2 separate regions of the Homo sapiens genome follow, and region 2 is linked to region 1. A link is a loop called in an ENCODE intact Hi-C map of the cell type or tissue named here. Cell type or tissue: CD14-positive monocyte. All regions are shown on one strand. Each heading gives the region's core, and the rest is flanking DNA. Links, peaks and the distances in the headings are about the cores only.

Region 1 (8,031 bases), core at 1,337-6,336:
ATACTACAATACTACAGTGAAGCCCTTAGTCAGTCTTCCCTAAAATGAAGGAAGCCACACCCACCTGGAATTATAAATGACTACCTGATTATTCAGTATGTGGAGAAAAGTATTCTCTGAATTTTAGACCATCCTATAGGTATATTAATACTTTTCTTTTAGAAGTCTTTGTAATTCTGGCCAAATTTATCAATGTCTTCCTATTTATTTGAGACACTGCTGCTTAGTGTTAATTGCACTATTTTTTTTAAATACAGAAAACAACATATCTCTTCTTTAAGAAGCTTAAGGAAAAGAGTAAAAGGGAAACAGCTGTAGAAAATCAGAGAGTATCAGAATTTGATTTCTTTCATACAATGCTTAATCATCTATGATATATTAATTGAAGATTGTTATTTGATTTATACTAGAGACTCCAATTATGCCTACAAAGGTTGAAAGTGAAGATAAATATATGGTTAACTCAGAATAGCTGTTTCCTAAATCATCGTTATTTTTCTTTTCATTATAAAATTTAAACTAGAATAAATTATTTTGAGTTCAAATCACCTTTGTTTTTAATTATTCAAAATAAACATTTTCCCAAAAATAGATTTATATAACTTTTTTAAAGGCATATTAATTGATATTCATATTTGTAATGTGTCTTTCAAAGTGAGATTGAACATTTCTAGTACCTTGTGCTCCAATTAACAACTCTTCATGGATGTTGCAACTGCCTATATTACTTGGTATGGAAAAGATAAAATTAACCAGAAAAAAGTACCATAAATTAAATATTCCTTTAAAAGTCAGATTAAGAAAATATATTTCATTGCTCTACAATATTTTTTAAAATACAGATAAATCTAAACTTGTTTCAGAATTAGATCTGTTGTTTAATTTCTATATCACATGTATGAGTTTGACTTCCAGGGTTGCTGTGTTTATTCTTTTCTCAAGAGATCTGGGAGAAGGGCTCATTATGAGGTTGTGCCATGTTGCTAGGCAGACGGGTTCAGCATTCAGATATTCTAGCTGTTCTAGCGACTTTTCAGTTCTCTGACTTTCTCATTAAATTTTTGTCTACTCTCTTCTATACTTCTAAATAGCAGACACACACATAATGATAAATGTGTTATGGGAATGACTAGTTCCCTCACTACCAGGGAGTTACATAAGAACAATTCTGTATTCACCATTTTCAGGCACAAAAGAAGAATAAAAGCCTACCCCAATGTGACCTGCTGCACAAAATACCTTTTGTTATCAACTTAAGTGCTCTTCTGAATCCTCAAACCACCCACTGACAGATTTTCTTTTTCCCACATACATAATTTATAAGTCATCTAATTAATTTTTCATAAGTTAAACAACTGTTAATATTAGTTCCTGGACTTCACGAATGGCAAAAATTAATTTTTTCCCTAAATGCATTTGCAGCGTCTTCTACACTTTCTCCAATGCTATACAGAGCGTTGAATATTTGGAACTTTAAGTTGAGGAGTGGTTTTAGAATTCAGTCTCTGGGCAGACAAAAGCTTCCACACTGTGAGCAAGTCTTAGCGGAAGATTGCTTAAGGGAAAATCCTATACCACATGATATATCACTGACCTTTCTCCTCTGTCCTTGTTACACAGAGAACTGAACCCCTTCTCTGTCTCCATTTATGGAGTATTTGACAATGACTGATAGTTTTGTGTTTTCCATAGCTGCCATTGCATTAAAATGCAGTTGCTGTTACACGAAGTCTCGGAGGGCCACAGAGTAAATCTGAAGGGAGCAGGGAAAAAATAGCACAAAACCTTCATGTGTCAGAATACATCAAAACCCACCATCTCAAATTATGAGTAACTCCTAAGTTTCTGGTACATAGCAGGAATGAGGAACAAGCATTGACTGTAGAAAATAGAACTATTTGAAATACAAACTTGGGATGGTCTCCTGGCTCCTGGGTTGAAGGGGAGAGATTAGATGTTAGACCACATTGAGAGGCTTTGATGGCTTTTTGCTTCTCATTTGGGTCTGAGATAGGACTAAAATCCTCAATTTGAGATCACACGAGGGGCTAGTAACCTGACCTCAAAAGTTAAGTAGAAACCCACTCAAAAAGTGATTAGAAAGTAAAAGAAGCCCTCACCTCCTGCCTCTCCTCTCTAAAGTCACTAAATCCAATGGACACCCTTATGTGTCTCTTGAATCTGCTTCTTTCACACCCATGGCCACTACCCTAGTTTGGCCACCATAATCTCTTCCCTGGATTCGTTCCAACACTGGTAACCTGACAGCCCATCTCTTCTTTCCCGACTCTGTTACACAAGTAAACATCCTGCAGCACAATACTGTGTCTCTATCCTGCTTAAAACCCTTTATTAGCTTTCCAGTGCTCCTAAGATGAAGCTCAAAGCTCTTCAAATGACTTATAAGGCTGTGTGAACTAACATCCTGTTCACACCTTGTTCCAGCGGTGAGAAGGTCTACACAAACCTACCTCCAACAGCCTAGGATGCTGAGACACTGAAGAAAAGGGCTGACAGATACAGTTTCTTAGAAAGAAATATTTAATAGGGACATGTGAACAGAAGCCATGTCTGCATCTCAGTTGACCATGAGACAAGATGGTGGATCCTCTCACTGTTACCTCATATGCTCAGGGCTTATAAACCATAGGGAAGGAATGTGTAGGACAATTGAACTGGACCCCTCAATGAAAGGCAAGAATGCTATGTGAATCTGCCAAAGGTCAGGATGTATGGTCAAGGTTGTTTTGACCTCAGGGCAGAATTTACAGTGACAGTAGATGAAGTAGAAATCTGAGAGGCATTCTCAGAATCAAGGTTAATCAGAAGTCAACATGGCAGATTTGCATCCAAGATGGAATTGCTTTAGTCTTCATGCATTGTAGCTTGGATGTTCCACGTTGAAACATCCTAGAAAACTCCTTCCTTGACTCTGCACGTGGCCACCTTTTCATCAGCACCTGGGCTTTAATACAAACGTAGTTTCTGACCTCTCAGTCTGGGTTACTTGCTTCTTCCATTACATGCTTCCTTATCATTGTTTTTGCTCTCTATAGTGGGCTACATCATACTGCATTATAATTGCTACTTTAGTTGTTACTTGCCTGTTTTACCCTCTACATCACAAAGAATTTAGTTTTCAAACCATGTGAAAGCAATACCTCCCCTTCCAGACAAGGCTATAATGAATCAGGACATAAAACTCAAAGGCAAATTAAGTAACAGTAAAACATTGTTATTATCGGCTTTTATCCATTGACATTCTTATATAAGAAAATATATTTGAATTTATCAGACTATCCCACTTCAATTTTTCTGATTCTTAAACTTCTTTCACATTAATATGTAGTCTTATGAGTTCTCTGAAAAGTTTCTTATATCATTTCATATTTCTGAGTGGTATATGGTAAAGAAGTGGCCTTTAGTAAAGAAAACACAAACTATTTTGTTTTATATTCATTCATTAATAAAGATTAATTACAGGGCTTATTTTATAACTTTTGGACCTTTCAATACAGTTAAAGAAAATTCTTGACTTTTTCCATTTAAGCAATGCATGCTTATTGATTTTTTAAAAATTAATTAAGAAGGAAGCATTACTTGTTCACTACAAATTTTTGTTGAATTTTTTATTATATTATTTTTGTTTGGGGGACCAAATATTTATTAAAGAAGATTGAAATTTATGTGTTATGACATCAACAACAGATAAATTATGGAAGCAGAAATTCTTTACTAGAGCTAAAATAATTATCTGGTTATGTTTTTTAATGATAAAAGAATACATACAAGCAATGGTCTACACACTGCAACTAAAGATCTGCTTCATTTTTTCAAAATAAAAAGCAAAACTGAATATGACTTTCATTACACTTTCTGTTTATAACACGGGTTTAATATACTAGTGACATCTTGATGCCTGATAAGAGGATTTTAATCAGATGTATGAAATGTCCAGATTATAAAGATTATAAGCAATTGTTCAGAATGATTACATTTTATACTTTACACACACACACACACACACACACACGCACATCTCTTAGTTTAACACAATCAAATTTACTTGACCCTTTGTTATTGTCCAATGTATGTGTTCCTGGTCAGCCTACCATCTTCCATGGGGTTATTTTGGAACTCAGGCTAGAGCCTAAGAATCCTCTGCCTATGGCTAGCAGATGAAGAAAAGAAACTAGAGAACATACACTGCCTATAAGTGAGAACAAGGTACACAGCCACACTTGACTGTAAGGGTTGTTGGGAAATGCAGTCCTGGCCTAGGCAGCTGCCTCTCAGTGAAAGGTTTGAAAGGGGACGCACAAATATTTGGTAGATAGTTGCCATCTCTACTGCAAAGAGAGAAAGAGAGAGAGAGAAAGAGACAGAGAGAGAGGGGTAGAGAGAGAGAGACCACGAGCATATTTTTTTTATAATGTGTAGTTAAAGGATGTGACTTTACCAGTAACAAGTTTGTGTCACTTCTTGATGATCTGATAGTGCACTGCAAAGAATTTAGTTTTCAAAAAATCCTCCAGAAAGGGATGTTGAAAGTACTTAAACTCCCCACTCAAATGTGTTACACACCAAATTCTAACATATTAGAGACACCCAGTGGGTGAACATGCACTGCCAAATCTGCTTCTTTTGGAACATTCATTCCATAAAATTTATCCAATTACTATATAGTATATATTCCTTATCAAAATGATGTCATTGATTAGAATGTTCCTAGTTCTACACTGGCTTTTTAAAAAATAATTTAAAACCACACACATTCACTGACTTAAAACAGTGCTGCAAGAACTTTACCACAACCCAGGTGCACTATGATCAATTAAATACTAATTATAACCCAGGCAGGTATATCTTCTCAGCTCACACTTGTATTTGTGCATTAGGAGGAGGACACCAATATCTCATAACTGCATGATATTGTACTTATTTTGTGTTAATTGTAGATTTGGGATTTTTTTGTAATAATGAATTTGAGCAAATATTAGATATTATTCATTATATAACATTCCAGCTTAAGTCTTCAATGATTCTGTACTGATACAGACAACAAATTTACATGCTCTGTGTCAGTTAGTCATGTAGCTTCCCGGTGTGTGCTGTCTTATTACAGGGGAAGAGAAACAGTAGGAACTAGGGCTGAAGATGCTTGTTTTCACACAGAAGAAAAGATCTCGTTTAACTCTCAAGACAAGACAGTTCCACCTCTTGTCTTTACATGGATGAATAACTGAAAGCCAGGTTTTTGCATCATTATCTTTGTATACCTCCTAGCAGCCGGTCACAGTGTCTGGCATGTCATAGGCACATTAGTTTTCTAACAATGAGTTACAACTTACCACAGCGTATTGGCTCACACCACTACCCATTCATTATCTCATAGTTCTGTAGGTCAGAAGGAGGGAGAGATTTAACTGGGTTCTCTGCTTAGAGACTCACATGACCAAAATTAAGGTATCAGGCAAGCTGTCCTGTTATCTGGAAGCTCTGGAGAACAACACACTTCCAAACGCATTCAAGGTGTTCGACAAATTCAGTCCCTTGTGCTTGTAGGACTGACATCCCCATTTCCTTGCTGGCCTGTTTTCTTTGCCATGTGCCTCCCTCCATCTTCAAGCCAGCAATAGTGCATCAAATCCTCACATTTGGAATCTCTCTGACTTCCTCCTCTGCCACCAGGAGAAAACTCTCTGCTTTCAAAGAACTCATGTGATTAGGTTAGGCACACCCAGTAATCTCTTATTTTAATGTCAACAGACCAGTAACCTTACGTCTGCAAAATGCCTTTTGCCACATAGCATAACTTAATCACAGGAGTAACACCACGTGACAAGGGCCATGGGAGCCATGATAGAATTCCACTTAGCACAGTAGAGGTAGGGTTTGTAACTCCGCCCACTGTAGTGCTTTCTAGTGGATATCACCTTGAGGACAAGGGAGAAATTCTTCCTGATGCCCAAGGTACAGGGGTATGCCTTATGTAGATTAGCACTACTTGTCCGAAAGCAAGCATAGTGTTTCTCCTCTGTATCATACAGGGAAACTCCTACTCTTGGATTTATACTGTTGTACCTGGAGAAGCTTCCTGGGACAAGTTGACCTTTCTGTTCAATTCCTAGCATGGTTCTACTTAGGGATCAATTGGTCAAAATTCCTTATAAGTATTCAAAACTTCTTTTCTTCTCTTTCTAAACACCTCCTTCTAGGTAATCTCAACCTGACCCCCAGTTTTAAATACAAGTATATACTGTGACTATACTATATAGTTCTGATTCCTTTTCTGAATTCTATTCCACCTTCTTAAGATGTCCACCTGGATATTTATAAGGTATATAATCCTTCACTCTTATTTTCCACATACCCTAAAGCTGCTCTCAGCCTTCTCCAAACCAGTAATTGGCAATGCCATCAACCTAACTTTTTAAGCCAAAAGCATGAGTCATTCTCAATTTCTGTCTTTCTCTTCCTCTCATCAGAATTCCATCAGCAAGTCTTATCTATGCTATCTCTAAAATATGTTTCAAAACCATATTTCTACTTCTCAATAATAGAATTACATTATCACTATTTTGCAACTGCTAATTTAGAGATCTGAGTGATGATTATCAACAATTGTTAACATCCCAAAAAGAGACACTCAGATATTGTGTACCTCCTGATGGAAGGACATTTGGCAAAGAAAAGAAAAAAAAAATAAACCTGAAGCCAATTAAACGTTTAGCTCTAACTTGTTACAGAAGACACAGGGGATAGAGGAACACATGAAATGACACCCTTATGATGCAATTAGGTAAGTCCAAATTGACAAACACTCTTAATGAAGCCACACAAATTCTTTAATGAATAAGTTACAAGGAAAAGAAAATAACAAGAGAGACATAAATGTCACATCAACCAAATGCAATATATGAACATAAGGACCTTGACTCAAATAAATCATTAAAAAGTCATAAGACAAAGAAATTTGAACACTGACAGGATATTTGATAACACTAGGGGAGGGGGAATAGCAGATGAAGAGAGGATAGAACAATTCATATCTTACTAGCATAAATAAAAGATAAATATTTAAGGTGAGGTGCATTCCAATTACCGTGATTTGACCTTTAGACATAATATGAATGTATCAAAATATCACATTTACCCTTAAAATATGTACATCTATTATGTATCAATAAAAAAACATACATACATAAAATTAGACACATTAGCAGTAAAGTTGTACTTGATAAAAGTTGTTATGATTAAAATCTAACAGAAGGACTGAAAAAAAGGTAAGGATTATTGTCCATGTTTAGGCATAAATTAGTATTGTATTCAAAATATAAATCCTTGTCTATTAAACATTTATATTGTAATATTTATGGATGAAATGATATAACATTTTATATTTGCTGCAAAATAATCTGGAAAAGTTGGTGAGCTATATAAGAAACAAAACTGGCAACGAGTTGATAATGGTCAAATGTGGGTGATGGGTGTGTCAGAGTTTATTTTACGATTTTTTTCTAAATTTGTATGCATTTGACATTTTCTTTAATAAAAAGGTCTTTAAGACATTCACTTCTTGCCAGTTCCACTATTGCTGCCTCATCAGTGCCACCATCCTCTCTTACCTGTGAGGCATATGAGAGCGCCCCTCTGGGTACTCCCTTTACCCATGGTAGCCTCCTTTAATCCATCCTCTTCATAACAGTCAGAGTGATCATTTAAAACTCAAATCAGCCAGGTGTGGTGGCTCACGCCTGTAATCCCAGCATTTTGGGAGGCCAAGGTGGGTGGATCACCTGAGGTCAGGAGTTCGAGACCAGCCTGGCCAACATGGTGAAACTCTGTCTCTACTAAGAATACTAAAATTAGCTGGGCATGGTGGCGTGTGCTTGTAATCCCAGCTACCTAGGAGACTAAGGCAGGAGAATCGCTCGAACTCAGGAGGTGGAGGTTGCAGTGAGCCAAGATTGCACCACTGCACTCCAGCCTGGGCAACAAGAGAGAAACTCCGTCAAAAACAACAACAAC
Region 2 (6,474 bases), core at 1-5,000, 160 kb after region 1:
CTTAGGAGCCCTCTTGCCTTCAACACCAACACTCTGGTTGCCTACTTACTGCTGGGTCTCTTTAATTTGATTCAAGCATCCACCCTAAATTCCAGGCATCCAGTCCCACTGGAATGCACCACAAGCAATGTCAGTCTCTGTCCTCAGTGTTGATGAAGGAAAAACATCACTTCCCACAAATCCCGATCTGATTTTAAATTTTCCCTAGTCCCCTGTTTTGAACATGCGTGCGCGTGCACACATACACACACACACACACATACTCATTTCTTCCTTCAGGTGACTCATACTGAGGCAATAGAGAGGTGTGGAGAACCCTGGAAGGACCATCTCTCAGCATTAACCCCATCGGCAGGATTAACCCCATCATGCTTCCACTGGCAGCTCTGGTCAGCAGGTCGGCAGTAGCAGCCCTTGAGGTTAGCACCAGGGCTTGGTGGTTTCTTCCAGCTGTTCTGAGGAAGAGTGTCAGCAGTCGTCTCGCTGCAGCAGTTCTTGTTAATACACAGGGTTTTCCATGCGTGCCCTGGTTCCTCAGCTGTCTCCTCAAGTACTACATCAACATCATTATTACTGAGAACTCACAGTGCAGTATCTGTCCCAGTGGGAATTACAGTGGTGCATGTCTCTTCTGGTGAAAGAATCTATTTAAGATGCAATTTATACTCGGGTTGCTGTATCAGGACACTTCCCAAAATTTCCAGAAAAATTCCACTGATGGCAGAGGAAAGAGGATGTGTGACCTCCAAGGATTTGAGGTTTAACGTGAAGTTGCATAGATTTAGGAAATTTTGCAAGCACAATTTTTTTGATGTCTCATATTTCAGCTTAAAAATCCAAGTAATTTTTGAAATTTATTTTCTAATATATTTATATTTATCTTAGTAAAAAATGCTTTTCTCCTCAACCCAACCCTTCAATCTTTTAGTCCAAAAATAGGTGTCCTATTTATCTTTTGTCTTGCCTACCCATTGTTGTATTTCACTCCAGGATGATGATGATGATGATGATATGATGGCAGTGATGAAGACAATTATCATGATCACAAAATATTTAATAGCCAGTTTTTATTGAGTGATTACTTCATGTCAGGAATTATGCAAAGCCCTTGGCAAGCATTATCTCATTTAATTTTTAAAACAAACTTATCAGCTTTTACAAGTATTATTCTCACTTTGTAGATGAGCTAAATGAGGCACAAAGGAGTTAAGTAACTTGCCATTGACAAACTTTTAACTAAAAATCTGAGGATTCACAATACCAACCCCCACAGAAAAGGAAATCATTGATTAATTTTTCTAATTTTTCATTAAGAGGATCTAACAGTTTCTTACCATAAATTTCAGTGGGACAAGGTACTCAGAAATTTAGAAGGGCTCTTGAACCAATTAACAGAGACACAACAGTAACTAGGTAACCAGAGTTACACCAAGAAAACTATGTAAAGACAGAATTTGAGGAATTAAATAATGCCAAAGTAAATTTGTTTGATAAATTCTTTCTCAACCCTCAGATATTTGGTATCCTTATCACATGCGGATGGAAGTTATTCCATGAATGAATTCTCTTTCTGGTACCTATAGAGCAGATACTCTATATTGGTTACAACGAGAGCCATATGTCCTGAGGCACATGTCTCCCAGTATGTATCACACTTGTGGAAGTCCATTCAGCTCCTTTTTCTTTATGTCCTAAAGCAGGACTCAGGTCCTTATTTCTTTTGTCTCAGAGGTAGCCTTTTCCCTTAAAGTTGCTTGCTCCACTTTCAACAGCATTCCCCAGGCAGTGGATGAATTTCAAGTAATTGAGAAACTTGGCCAAAGTTCAGATAGATCTTTATAATGATCTCTTCATGGAACACTGGAGTACCTGTGCAAATCAGGTCTCAGGAGTATACTTGGCCACTTTGTTACATGAGCTGGACATGGAAACTAATTCTACTGGGGTAACTGAGTTATACCTAAAATTGGTTAATAATAAAAGATCTTCTCTCAGGTCTCTTCATTTCTTTAGCTGACTAAAAATGTCTTCTCTGACCCATTTTAAGTATATAGCCTCTGTCTTCATAATAGGTCTCTACAAGAAGTATTCATTTGAATAGTGTGCTGGAGTCTTTTGCAAGGCTTTGGCTAAAGCCACGAGTCACTACTCATGCCCTTACATTACTGTCAACCTAGAAAAGTTTCATTGAAAATTTCATTCCAGAAATACATAATCTCTAAAGAAGAGCTTGGTATGCTTCTTCATTCATCAATTGGAAGCTATGTAACTTTTTTTTCTTTTCTTTTTGCATTAGTGGCCAGGAATTTTGAACTCAATTTAACGTCCTAATGAGGTAATACATTTATTTCAGGTGCTTGCTAGCATCTATTTCAATACCGCAGCTTGCTTCAACAGTTATAACCCTAGCTGCAAGTTAGAAACTTCTGTTTAAAAATACCTGATGTCTGAGATAGTGTCCAGCCCAGATCTAAGGGTGGGGCCAAGGAACTGGAATATTTCAAATGATCTCCAAGGTGATGCAAATGTAGAGGGAGATTTCAGAACCATTTCTATGGATGTTGTAAATTTGTTTTGTTTTAATTTTAGTTGTTTTATTTGTACACTAATTTATTTACATGAACTCAAGTTCTTTTGAAAGAAAAGAATCGTAATATACAAATGCATAAACCATCAATCTTATACTATTGAACAGATCTACATCTCACCAGTATGTGTCAATTTTGGCTGTCCATCAGCATCACTTGGTGAGCTGATAAAATCCTAATGCCTAGACCATATCCAAACCAATTAAATCATAGTCTCTGAAGGTGAGACTGAGGCACTGATCATTTTTAAATCTCCTCAGATGATTTTACATGCAGCCGAGGCTGAAAACTAATGATCCATATTCTCTCCCCACTTCTTAGCAATGTCTTGAAATAAGCATGTTCATAGGAAAAAATGTTAAACAAGTCAAGTTTATATTTTGTTTTAACCTAATCTTTTTATGGCACTTTTCTTCCTCAGCTGCTTAGCATCTACATCTTGTTTCAAGCCAAGGGGCACTTACCCATCTTACTTCCCTTCTCACGGAATATGTTGCAAACCCACAGAAACTGCTTATTATTCCAGTCTCTCAAAGTCTGACTGGCTAAGTCCAAGGACATTCACATGCAGAAAAAGCCTGCTTGTTCTCATAAATTTTCTAAATGGTAATACAATCTTCATTCATTTTTTCCATATTTGTTACCCCTCCTGATACCTTCTGGAGTAGGTTCTTGAATATCTAATCTAGCCGACTAAGCTTTAACTGGCTGATCAGTTTTGCTATTCGGTTCATTTGTTGACTTCTTTATCAGTTGTTTGCTCAAAATTTCTAATTTCCTCATAGCTGAATATCAATATTATTGACATTCTAATACTAGTATTGATCCAATTACATAAGACTTCTTTGAATTTCCTAACTACAGCAATACATCTACCATGAACAATTAATTGCTCTTCAAATTATACCATTTCACCATGCAATGACTTGCCTTTGCTTTTATAGAAATAGAGCATAAATTGGTGTTTGCCTGGGGGTAAGAAAGAGATGGGAGCAAGAAAAAAGTGGGTGTGGCTATAAAAGGGCAACATGAGGAATCTTTCTGGTGACAAAAATGTTCTGTATCTTTTTGTTTTCTTTTTTTGAGTTGGGGTCTCATTCTGTCATCTAAACTGGAGTGCAGTGGTGCAATCATAACTCACTTTAGCCTCAAACTCATGAGGTCAACCAATCACCCCTCCTCAGCCTCCTGAGTCTCTGGGACTACACGTGAGAGCAACCACACTCACCTAATTTTTAAAAATTTTTTGTAGAGAGGGAATTTCACAATGTTGCCCATGTTGGTCTCGAACTCCTGCCCTTAAGTGATCTTCCCCCAGTCAGGCTCCCAAAGCGTTGGGATTACAGTTATGAGCCACCATGACTGGCCAAAAATGTTCTTTATCTTGAATAAATCAATGTTAATATCTGATTGCAAAATTGTAGTTTTGCAAGATGTTACCATTGGGGTAAACTGGGAAAAGGATACATAGCTTCTCTCTGTATTGTTTCTCACAAATGCACGTGAATCTACAATTATCTCAAAGTGAAAAGGCTTTGTAAAATTTATTTTTATTTTTATTTTTTTGAGACAAGATCTCACTCTGTCACTCAGACTGGAGTGCAACAGTGTGACCACAGCTCACTGCAACCTCAACCTCCCAGGCTCAGGTGATCCTCCCACCCCAGCCTCCCAAGTAGCTGGGACCACAGGCATGACCCACCAAGCCCAACTAATTTTTGTATTTTTTGTTGAGACAAGGTTTCGCCGTATTGCCCAGGCTGGTCTCAAACACCTGGGTTCAAGTGGTCCACCCACCTTGGCCTCCAAAAGTGTTGGGATTATAGGCATGAGCCACTGCATCTGGCCTCAAAATGAAAAGTTTTTCAAAGTAAGTCCCATGGCTTACAATGCCAGCATGGAGTCACCCCAGCTTAACCCCTGCCTCACTTGGTTCTCTCTCGCCCTTTACTTTCTACACTTAAGCAATGCACCATTTTGTCTCAAATAAATTATACACATTCTCTCTGTCCTTAATGGAGGCACAAATGCACCAGCCTTCCCCACTTTCTTCCCCACTTCCCCACAACCATTCACCTCTCTTTTTCATGTCATTTCTCTAGAAGTGAGTCAGTCACTTCTAGGAAGTGAGTCAGTCACTTCTAGGAAGTGAGTCAGTCACTACCATTGGTAGCTAAGTCAGAAGGATTGCCTGCATCAATTACACTGGACCTAGGGCTAGTCTTCCCAAGACAACACAGGGCTTGGTTTTGAGTTCAGAATGTCAGTCCAGGTCTGTGACTCCCTCATGGTAACTTTTCCCTCAGGAGTCCATGTGTTCACTCCTTACATTTCAGCCATTATTTCTTTTTGACTTTTTTCTGCTTTTTCTGTCCATTATTTCTATTACATGTGTGTTGGTGTGCTTAACAGTGCCTCACATTTCTCTGAGACTCTGTTCATATTTCTTATTATTTTTATCTGTTATTTAGATTAAATAATTTCGATTGATCTGTCTTCAAGGTAGATGATTCTTTCTTTCGCCAGTTCAAATCTACCATGAAGCCACTCTAATGACGTTTTCATTTTAGTTATTGTACTTTTCAACTCCAAAGTTTCCATTTGGTTCTTTAAAAAAATTTCCTTTTATTGATATTCTCCATTTGATGAGACATTGCCACCATATCTTCCTTTACATTTTTAAGCATGATTTCCTTTAGTTTTTGACCATTTTTATAATAACTGCTTTGAAGTTTTTGTCTGTTAAGTTCAACATCTGAACCTTCTCACAGACAGTTGCTGTTGCTTACTTTTTTCCTATGTATGGGTATTTCAGGTAATACAGTATAGCAAATCTGGGTCCTGATCTCCCCAGGGCTTATTATTGTTGTTGTTGTTTGCTTATTTATTTGCTTATTAATGTGACTATACTATTTTAGTGAAGTCTATTTTCCCTACAACATGAAGCCTCAGACACTGATCCTCGGAGGGCAGTGCCTTGGGCATGGCACAGTCACCTTGAGATGACAGTAGTTTTAGCCAGTCTCTTTTTGACTGTCTTTCCCTCTGATTCCTTTGTTAAGATGTTTGCCTCTGTTGGTATCAAACTCAACTGTTAGGCTCCACTAAGTGCTGACTGTTGCTTTGTTGTTTAGACTACATGCTGGGGCATACATGTCTCCACAGTCTGATCCAATTAAATTCAAGCCGTTTTGTAAAGTCAGTATTGAGGCCAGACTTTGAGGTTTGTTCTCACCTCAGGAAAGCTCTTCTTATTTGTCTTTTTCTCTGATTCCTTCTGATAAAGTAGCTAACCTATAGTTTATCTTGTTGCTTTCATAAAGCTATCAGCTTCTTCTTAATTGCTTACTACCAAAATCTTCATTGTTTTTAAGAACTCCTGTAGGCCTGAACTTTCTCATACTCTGTCATAAATAAATCAGTTCCATTGGGAAGATTGTTAGTGCTCTCAGTTCCTATAACCTGCTTCTCTACCTAGGCAAAATCTCTGAACCACCAGAGCTGAAGGTAGGGTTAGTGCCTGCTGCTCCAAAATGATACCCATGCTTTGTGATTAGGGAATTAAGCAAGGACTGTAGTCTCTGGTCTTTTCAGCTTGACTCTCCTCTCTCCTAGTGTAGATCCTCTACCCTATGAATAAGCTGAGCCAAGGACAAAGGAGCCCCACCTTGCCATGCCTGGTTTAGAACTTCCACCCCATGAGCTGGATTGGGGAATGTTAGCCTCCAACCTCTCAGCCACATGAAAATGCTGATGGCCTGACCCTCCTGGAGAAGATACTAAGTCCTTGACTGGGAGCTGGGGGAGGAGAGACATCAAGAAAGTCTTGTCTTTTTGACTACACTCACCACACTCACCCAGAGGGGACCTTCTGACACAATGAGCT

The links. A loop is a pair of places that touch in the nucleus more often than their neighbours do. Peaks named below come from ENCODE experiments on the same cell type or tissue, not always from the same donor. Only the 100,000 strongest peaks of a DNase experiment are listed, where the experiment ranks them.
Region 2: it touches region 1 in a loop (4-fold over the local background); 1 of 110 quality-filtered maps calls a loop at or near these places.

Annotation. Positions count from the first base shown.
Region 1 is chr13:78,023,644-78,031,674 of GRCh38, reverse strand. LINC00446 (long intergenic non-protein coding RNA 446) reads right to left here. Exons shown (of 6, transcript NR_047028.1): 3 at 1,595-1,753. Among named protein-coding and RNA genes, the nearest start is that of LINC00446, 15 kb to the right of the region's middle. In CD14-positive monocyte, for the core only: no CTCF peak of the experiment used is centred there; no DNase peak of the experiment used is centred there.
Region 2 is chr13:77,867,171-77,873,644 of GRCh38, reverse strand. All of the region lies in intron 6 of EDNRB-AS1 (EDNRB antisense RNA 1), which reads right to left. Among named protein-coding and RNA genes, the nearest start is that of EDNRB, 48 kb to the left of the region's middle. In CD14-positive monocyte, for the core only: no CTCF peak of the experiment used is centred there; DNase peaks (open chromatin) are centred at 3,064 and 4,724.